Regions from separate parts of the Homo sapiens genome. Here region 1 is linked to region 2. Evidence: chromatin contacts called from ENCODE Hi-C or POLR2A ChIA-PET data. All regions are on one chromosome and are shown on one strand. The core of a region is the stretch at or near the end of the contact, and the rest is flanking DNA. Distances in the headings are between cores, read along the strand shown.

Region 1 (3,480 bases), core at 563-3,062, 39 kb after region 2:
CTGGGACAGTTGTTTGCTCTCAACTCATGCTGATAATTGTTAAATTCCAAAGACAACTAGGAACATCCCTTTGCATTTTTTTTTTTCCTGAGCTATAGGACAACTTAATACAATGCCATCTAGTGTTCCAACCTCTGCCAGCAAGAGAACTGAGGCATCATCCAAAATACAGTAAACAGTCTTAAAAAAAGAAAAAAAGATGTTTTGACTAAAATAACATAAATCTGAAACTTGAGTTTTTTTTTTTCTTTTTAATCACCATCACAGTGAAGGATATGTTGTAGGTGGTGCCCTACTCATATCCTCCTTCCCTTTTATCCTCTTTGTCTAACCGCTGCAGGGCACAACGGTCCAGCTAAGCTAGCTGCATCTGCTTTTCTTTTTTTATTTTTTTGTCAAGGTCTTGCTCTGACCTCTTAAGCCACATTGCCCAGAGTGGAGGGCTGAAATTACAGGGAATTTCTGTGCTCTGAGAGCAGCCTCAGTAAATGACTGATACGGATTGTATTAGTGTGTTCGTGCATTGAGAAATATCTGAGACTGGGTAATTTGTAAAGAAAAGAGGTTTAATGGATTCACAGTTCTGCGGGCTGTACAGCAAGCATAATGGCTTCTGCTTCTGAGGACACCTCAGGAAGTTTCCAATCACGGTGGAAGAGGAAGGAGGTATAAGATGTCTCACACGGCAGGAGTAGGAGCAAGAGAAAGTTGGAGTGAGGGAGGTGCTATATACTTTTAAACAACTAGATCTCATTAGAACTCACTCATTATCATGGGAGCAGCACCACGGGGATGCTAAGCCATTCATGAGGAATCCACCACTGTGATCCCATCACATCCCACCAGGATCCAGGATCCATCTCCATCATCGGGGATTGCAATTCAATGTGAGTTTTGGGCAGGGACCCAGATCCAAACCATATCATGGATTGATGTATAAACATCCTGGCGTCCTCCTTTAGGTAGGATGATGATGAGGCCTGTGTCCTGCACCAGCTTCCAGAGTTCTCCAGTGGAATTATACTCCAGCTGCCCAGAGCGCCAGCCGACTTGGCTTTGCACCCTTTACTGGCTGCTGCTTCTCTGTGTCTCCATTTTTCTCTCCCCTACCGGTATTTCCTTTCCTTTCCAAGTAAACCATTTGCTTTGGAATCTTTGTCTCAGACTTTCCTAAACTAAGAAGACCTCTCTGTCGTAGATTGCAAAAATGGCCACAAACCTTCCGCCTCTCTACATCCTTATACTGTAAAGTTACAGTTCCTTTCATTAAGAAGTGGGCTCACCTTGGGTCTTGCTTTGGCCAGTAGAGTATGGAGGAAGTGATGATATGCCAGTTCCAAGTCTAGGCTTCAAGGGATCTTAAGCATTTCTCCTTTTTCTCAGAGACTTGTGAGCAAGAATATGGTTGTCGTTTAAAGCAACTAAGTTTTGGGTGATTTGTCATGCAGCAGGACTGATACAACTCCCACCCCAAGCACATTTTTGATATCCTCTTGTGTGTTCATTCCCTTGAATAAGAGTATTGTTTTCTCTAAAGAAAAGCATCTTTTCAGGCACAGAGAAGTTGATTGACCTTCTCAGATTTGCTCAGGAGAATCTGGGTGCCAGTTGTTGGCAGTATCCTGGTATATTCCTTAGCCCCAGGGCCTCTATGCTGACTCACCTTGTCTGGGTTTGCTTGCTAGCTGCTGCATTTTCTCTCTGCTACAGTGGCCAGCACAGCTGCTGTTTTTTTCCAAAGCCCTCTTTCACAGAGCTGTTAGGTAGGAGGCCACTGCGTTTCCATGATTGTGCGGATGACATATGTGTCTGACAGGGATTCTAGCACCTCAAAGCTGGCCTGGGATGGAGAGCTCACCAAAAATACTGCAGTTGCTGGATGCCAGGGAATTTATTGAGCTTTGGAGCCAGCAGGATGCAGAGTAAACAGCATAGAAATAGAGTGAGTCAGGATGCTTAATCCTGACTTTGCCTCTTGGCTAATTGTATGGCCTTGAGTGGGACCCTTGACCTGCATTTCTTTAATTGAGACAAGGTAGCCTCTGAAGTCCCTTTCAGCTCTAAAATGCTAGAATTCAAGGACCGAATAGGGCTTTATAAAAATGAAATGCCAGAAAGCATGGAGTTAGTTGTCTAATTAGAGGAAGTTCTGATAGGCTAGAACACTGGTTCTCAAAGTGGGGTCCCTAAACCTGCAGCATCGCAACATCACCTAGGAACTTGTTAGATCACAGCTCACTGCAGCCTCGAACTTCTCAGCTGAAGGGATCTTCCTCCCATGTAGATGGGACAACAGGCTCACACCACAATGCCTGGCTAATTTTTAAAAAGTTTTTGTAGAGATGGGGTCTCACTATATTGCCCAGGCTGGTCTCAAACTCCTGGCCTCGAGTGATACTCCTGCCTCGGCTTACCAAAGCACTGGGATTACAGGCATGAGCCACCATGCTGGGCCCAGAACTTGTTAGAAATGCAAATTTTCAGGCTCCACTCCAGACCCTCTGAAGCACTCTCTCAGCAGGTACTCATGTTCACATGAGAAAGAGGTAACCAGCTCTATTAGCAAAGGTAGATAATTAATTAACCAACTTATTCATGGATAACCTATTTCTGTGTGCAAGAAACTGTTTTATTCTTGGGGTGAAAGTAAAGGTGAAGGTGCACAGCTATTGTAAGAGAGTGTGAGAGTAGGGCCCAGCAATTTGTGTATTAACGAGCTCTTCAGGTGATTTGAATACAGGTTCAAGTTTGAGACTTACTGATCTAAAGCTGTGTTATTCCAAGTGTGGCTCACATCATCGGCATCATCTGGGAGCTGCCCGAAGAAGCAAAAGCTTAGCACTACCTCTTTAGAACTCCTGTGCCAGAATCTCCATTTAACAAGATTCCCAGTGATTTGAATGCACATAACAGCTGAGAAATCCTGGGTGCAGCCTCCATTCTTGGAGAGTGTAATCCAATAGAAAGGGGTTGGGGGGAGTGGCAGCAGGAGAGCAGAAATTTACATTTCTAAAAAGCTCCCAAACACGGCTGATGTTGCAGGTTCAGGGACCACTTTGAGTAACAAGGCTCTAGATTTTAGCCCAGGCTTAGAATCTTGAATATGGAAGGGTTTCAACCCAGAAGTTGGTTTCAGCTACACTGTACAGATGTGCAGGTTGTGCACTGCCAAATTCCAGAAGGCAACATTTGCATAGACTGAGTCAAGAACCTGAACCCCAAAGCTAAGAGGCAGGGGCTAGCTAAAGAGTGGGTTTTAGAGAGTGTTAGAATTGGGTTTGGATCCTAATCCTGCCACTTACTTAGTTGACCTTGGGAAATATATTTAACTCTGAGCCTCGATTTCCTCATCTGTAAAATGGAGATGAACATACCTGTGTCCCAATATAAGATACTCAACAGTAAGCACCCAGTAGAAGCCCAGATATTTGCAAATAGCTATTCTCTCTGGACTTTCCTTTCAACCAAGGGAAGAGTAGT
Region 2 (3,841 bases), core at 1,074-3,573:
TTGACTGACAGGTGGGTTGGACAAGGCCAGGAATCTTTCCTGGGCCTGTCCATTTCAGGACAGCAGGTAATCTGACCTTGAAGCTGTCCAAACTGGGCGAGTTGCAATTTGGGGATCCTGATAGCATCAGCAACAAGAATTTGCAGACTCATCTTACCTGAGTCAAAGCTTTTGCTGTTGTGGAAAATGTGTCTGAAAAATGTCACTGCCTTCCGCAGTTTGCAGACATATTTTTTTTTAACTCATTGGAGGTGGGAAATTACTATTCCTTGAGCTCTCTATACTTGGCCAAAGCCCAGACATCCTTTAAAGGCAAACTCCTTCATGGATTTTTTTTTTTTGACCACTGATGTGCACAATAATCTCTCTCTCCCCTGAATTTTTAGAGCTTCTTTTGTCTAGATCAGTAGATTTCAAACTTTAATGTGCGTGGAACCTCCTGGGGAATTTTCTTAAAAGGCAGGTTCGGATTTAGCAGGTCTCAGGTGGGGTGTGAGACTCTATCTCTAACAAGCTCTCAGGAGATCCACAGTTCTGTAGCAAGGGTCCATTTCTTTGACAGTAGAAATGGGCTGCGTTGTGGGCTTGCACGTTTCTCCACATGTATCTGAAGCTTCTTGAGGGCTTGTCTGCTGTCTTCCTTTGTACCCTCCCTAGCACCTTGGACAGTGCTATGTAAGCAGGTGGTGCTCAATAAATATTTGTAGAATAAGTGAATGCCTATATGGTAGACAGTGTACTGATTTCTCACTAGCACAGTGACTCAAGCATGACAGGTACTCAATAATTATTAATCGAATAAATGAGTGAACTGTCAGTATCTAGGTGACTAGTGAGAGAAGACTGAAATCTGAGCGAGATTGTTAAGCCCTGTCTGCTTCAGTTAAACAGGTGGGAAAAATAACGATGGAATTTCAGATAGGATGGTATCTGAATTAACTCTTTTATACCCTTGCCATGTGACATCCAACACTGAACCTTTTCTGTCATGAAGATTTTTTAAAATTTCCACTGTCGTGATAGGGTTTGGATTGAATTCCCTGATGTGTCCTGCTTTGGATGTTGTGTACAGGTATACACAGCAGGGAGTAGGGAAGAAGGTGAGTAGCATCCATTCTGGCAAACCTTATGAGAAGGACATCCCAGGCTGCTTGAAAAGCTGTTAATCCCTAAGCAGTGGTTTTGGCTGATGCTTTTCAGGGACCTCCACCTCCTTTCCCCGCCTCTGATCACCTGCCAACATACACCTGACACTCACAACGATTTTTAACCTGGGCCTGGAAACTTGACCCTCCTTCTTGCATGGCTTTGTCTGCTGGGAGGTTGGATTCAGTGCCCTTGCCACACAACTAGGCCCTGACTGAATACAGTCTGCAGCGGTTCATAGAGAAAGGCATCTGTCTCCTCTCTCTATGAACACTGGGGAAGGGTAACATTTAATATGGACGGCAGAAAAGTAACATTTATGGAGGCAAACTGGGCAGCTGGGAGCACCGGGGAGGCTGCACAAGGCAGAGGCAGGTGTCCTATTCTTTAGACTGAGGGGGTTGATCGGGCTCACACTCCATGGGGACAGCTCACTACACATTGTAGCTTTACCTCCCCACAAGCTTCTTTACCTGCCCCGAACAGCTCCCTCACCAGCCAGTGGTACTCCCTTCCCTTTGCCTGTCCCAAAACCTCTGCCATTAGAGCCATCCTTTTAGGTTAGGAAACAAATCAGACACTGGCTTTGGAAGGCCACTGCTAACTATACCTTTGATGTCTGGCGCCTGTGGGGGTGGTGTGGGGGAGGCTGTACATTTTCTTGGAGTCTTCCCATACCGGTACACAGGCAGGCAGAGCCCTGGGGGTATTTTTCAGCCTCCTCCAGCTGGATTTGAAAGGAGGCCATGGAATCTAGTTTCACTGATCTGAACCATGAGCCGTGCTGAGCCCGTCTTCCTGGCTGTGGGACCGTCGTGGGGCTCAGGGTCAATGGGGAGCCTCCAGACATCTTCAGGGTAGGCAGAGCAACTCTGCAACCTGGAGCTGCTTCCTGGAGGGGGGTGCAGAAACAGATGGTAAAAACCCAGGGTCCTCGGACCCTGCAGGTGTGCAAGGGCATGGAGCTACACCCATCTCGGGTTACTGCAGTATGAGCTACACCCATCTCGGGTTACTGCAGTCTAACTGGCATTACTGCAGAGCTGTGTTCCCTCTGGTGCAGGTGGCATGGATGCTCTGCAGTACCCAGCAAAGGTGCACTGGGCAGCCTCCACTCTCCCTGCGTAGCTGAGAGCTCTGCAGTGGGGGTGCAGGCCAACTCCAGGCTGGCTGCCAACAGGCTCTAACAGACTGCGTCACAGCACAGACCTCCTGTCTGCAGGCAAGGGAGGAGCAGACAGCAAGGCCAGGAACTTGAAATGCGTCTCTGGAGCCCCTTCATTCCTCTTTCCCAAGCCCCTCTGGGCCATTTCACGTGGTGGCTGGGGTTCCTCATTCCTTTTCCCTTCCTCTACCCTGCCCCTTTTACTCCCACTTACCACACTGCAACATTTATGTCCTTGGTGGCTCCTCATGCCAACTTTCAAACAAAGTTACACAGTGCATGCCCTTAGGACACTGCTCTCTAGAGAGAGGCAGGCTGGTTGGCCTGATAAAGCGTTAGGAGTGCCAGTGGGTATCAGTGTGAAATAATGGAAATATCTGTGTTCAGAAAATCAACAGAGCCTCCACCTAGAGACCTTCCCCTGGCAGAGAACCAGCAAGGTGCCCTTGGCACATCAAATTCACCTTTCCGCGTCATATTTCCCTATCTGTAAAATGAGAACAATTATTCCTCCTCTCTCTGTTTATAGAGTTTTGTATAAAGTATCAGTGGGATAATACACGGCTTCACAAACTTTAACATGCCCGGGAATTACTTGGGGATCTTTTAAAAATGCAGATCCTGATTCCAGGTCTGGGGTGGGGCCCGAGATTCTGCATTTCTTACAAACTCCTAGGTAATGGATGCAAGTAGTGGGGAGGCCACTCTGGGTAGTGGGGGAGCTAATAAATAAAGGATAATCTGAACATTGTGAAGGACCAGCAAAGGTAACATTTAAATTCTTTTATGTATTTACCCTTCTAAAAGGCATATTTGTATCTCTAAAGGAATCTTCACGTCTTTACTTCCAATGAATGTCATTTTAGGCACTTCAGATAGCCACTAGAGACAAAACGTGAAGTTAGGAAGAACTGATATCATTTCTGTAGTCACTGGAGCTACCTTCTTCTTTCTCTCCCTTTTCCTCCTCTTGCCCTCCCTCCTAGAGTGGGCTTTGAATTCAGGGGCAGATTCTTACTGAGCCTGGGAAAGGGGGACCAAGGGTGTCGGGTCATTACTCAAACCAGTTGATGAACAAAGGAGGGATTGATTAAAAGCCACAGGTTTAGCAAGAGAAAGAGAACATGTGTGCACCAAAAGACATGTACAAGAATGTTCATAACAGCCCTATTCATAAAGTCAAAATGTCTAATAACAGTAGACCAGAATAAATTGTAGTATATTCATAAAATGGAATATTACAGAATGATAAAAAAGAACATCTTACTATAACATGCACCTCCATGTAAGAATTCTATAGGCAAAATGATGAGCAGAAAAAAAAAACAGAGTTGAGGGCACATACTGCATGATTTCATTTATATGAAGTTCAAAAACAGGCAAAACTAGTTTGCAGTGGTAGAAGTTAGAAGAGGGGTTGCCTCTGAAGAAGAAGAGTTGACCAAGAACGGGCACAAGGGAGACTTCCGGGTGCTACAAAGCCTTTCGTGTTGATCTGGGAGCTTACACCACCAATTCACCAGGCTTGAC

Evidence for each region. Hi-C counts contacts between places; a loop is a spot of excess contacts on that map. ChIA-PET counts read pairs that join two places held with the same protein, here RNA polymerase II (POLR2A).
Region 1: a map of heart right ventricle shows a loop between it and region 2 (2.0-fold over the local background). The contact joins two enhancer-like sites. A Hi-C loop is called at or near these places in 1 of 168 maps with a recorded cell type or tissue (heart right ventricle). POLR2A ChIA-PET finds 5 or more read pairs at or near these places in 1 of 52 experiments (WTC11).

What each region holds. Positions count from the first base shown.
Region 1 is chr20:10,091,628-10,095,107 of GRCh38, reverse strand. The region is part of intron 3 of SNAP25-AS1 (SNAP25 antisense RNA 1); the gene reads left to right. Among named protein-coding and RNA genes, the nearest start is that of ANKEF1, 58 kb to the right of the region's middle. Within about 2 kb of position 1,812, at least 4 of the 41 ENCODE cell types and tissues checked have a DNase peak (open chromatin) inside an H3K27ac peak, as active enhancers do.
Region 2 is chr20:10,130,558-10,134,398 of GRCh38, reverse strand. All of the region lies in intron 2 of SNAP25-AS1 (SNAP25 antisense RNA 1), which reads left to right. Among named protein-coding and RNA genes, the nearest start is that of SNAP25, 86 kb to the left of the region's middle. Within about 2 kb of position 2,323, at least 3 of the 41 ENCODE cell types and tissues checked have a DNase peak (open chromatin) inside an H3K27ac peak, as active enhancers do.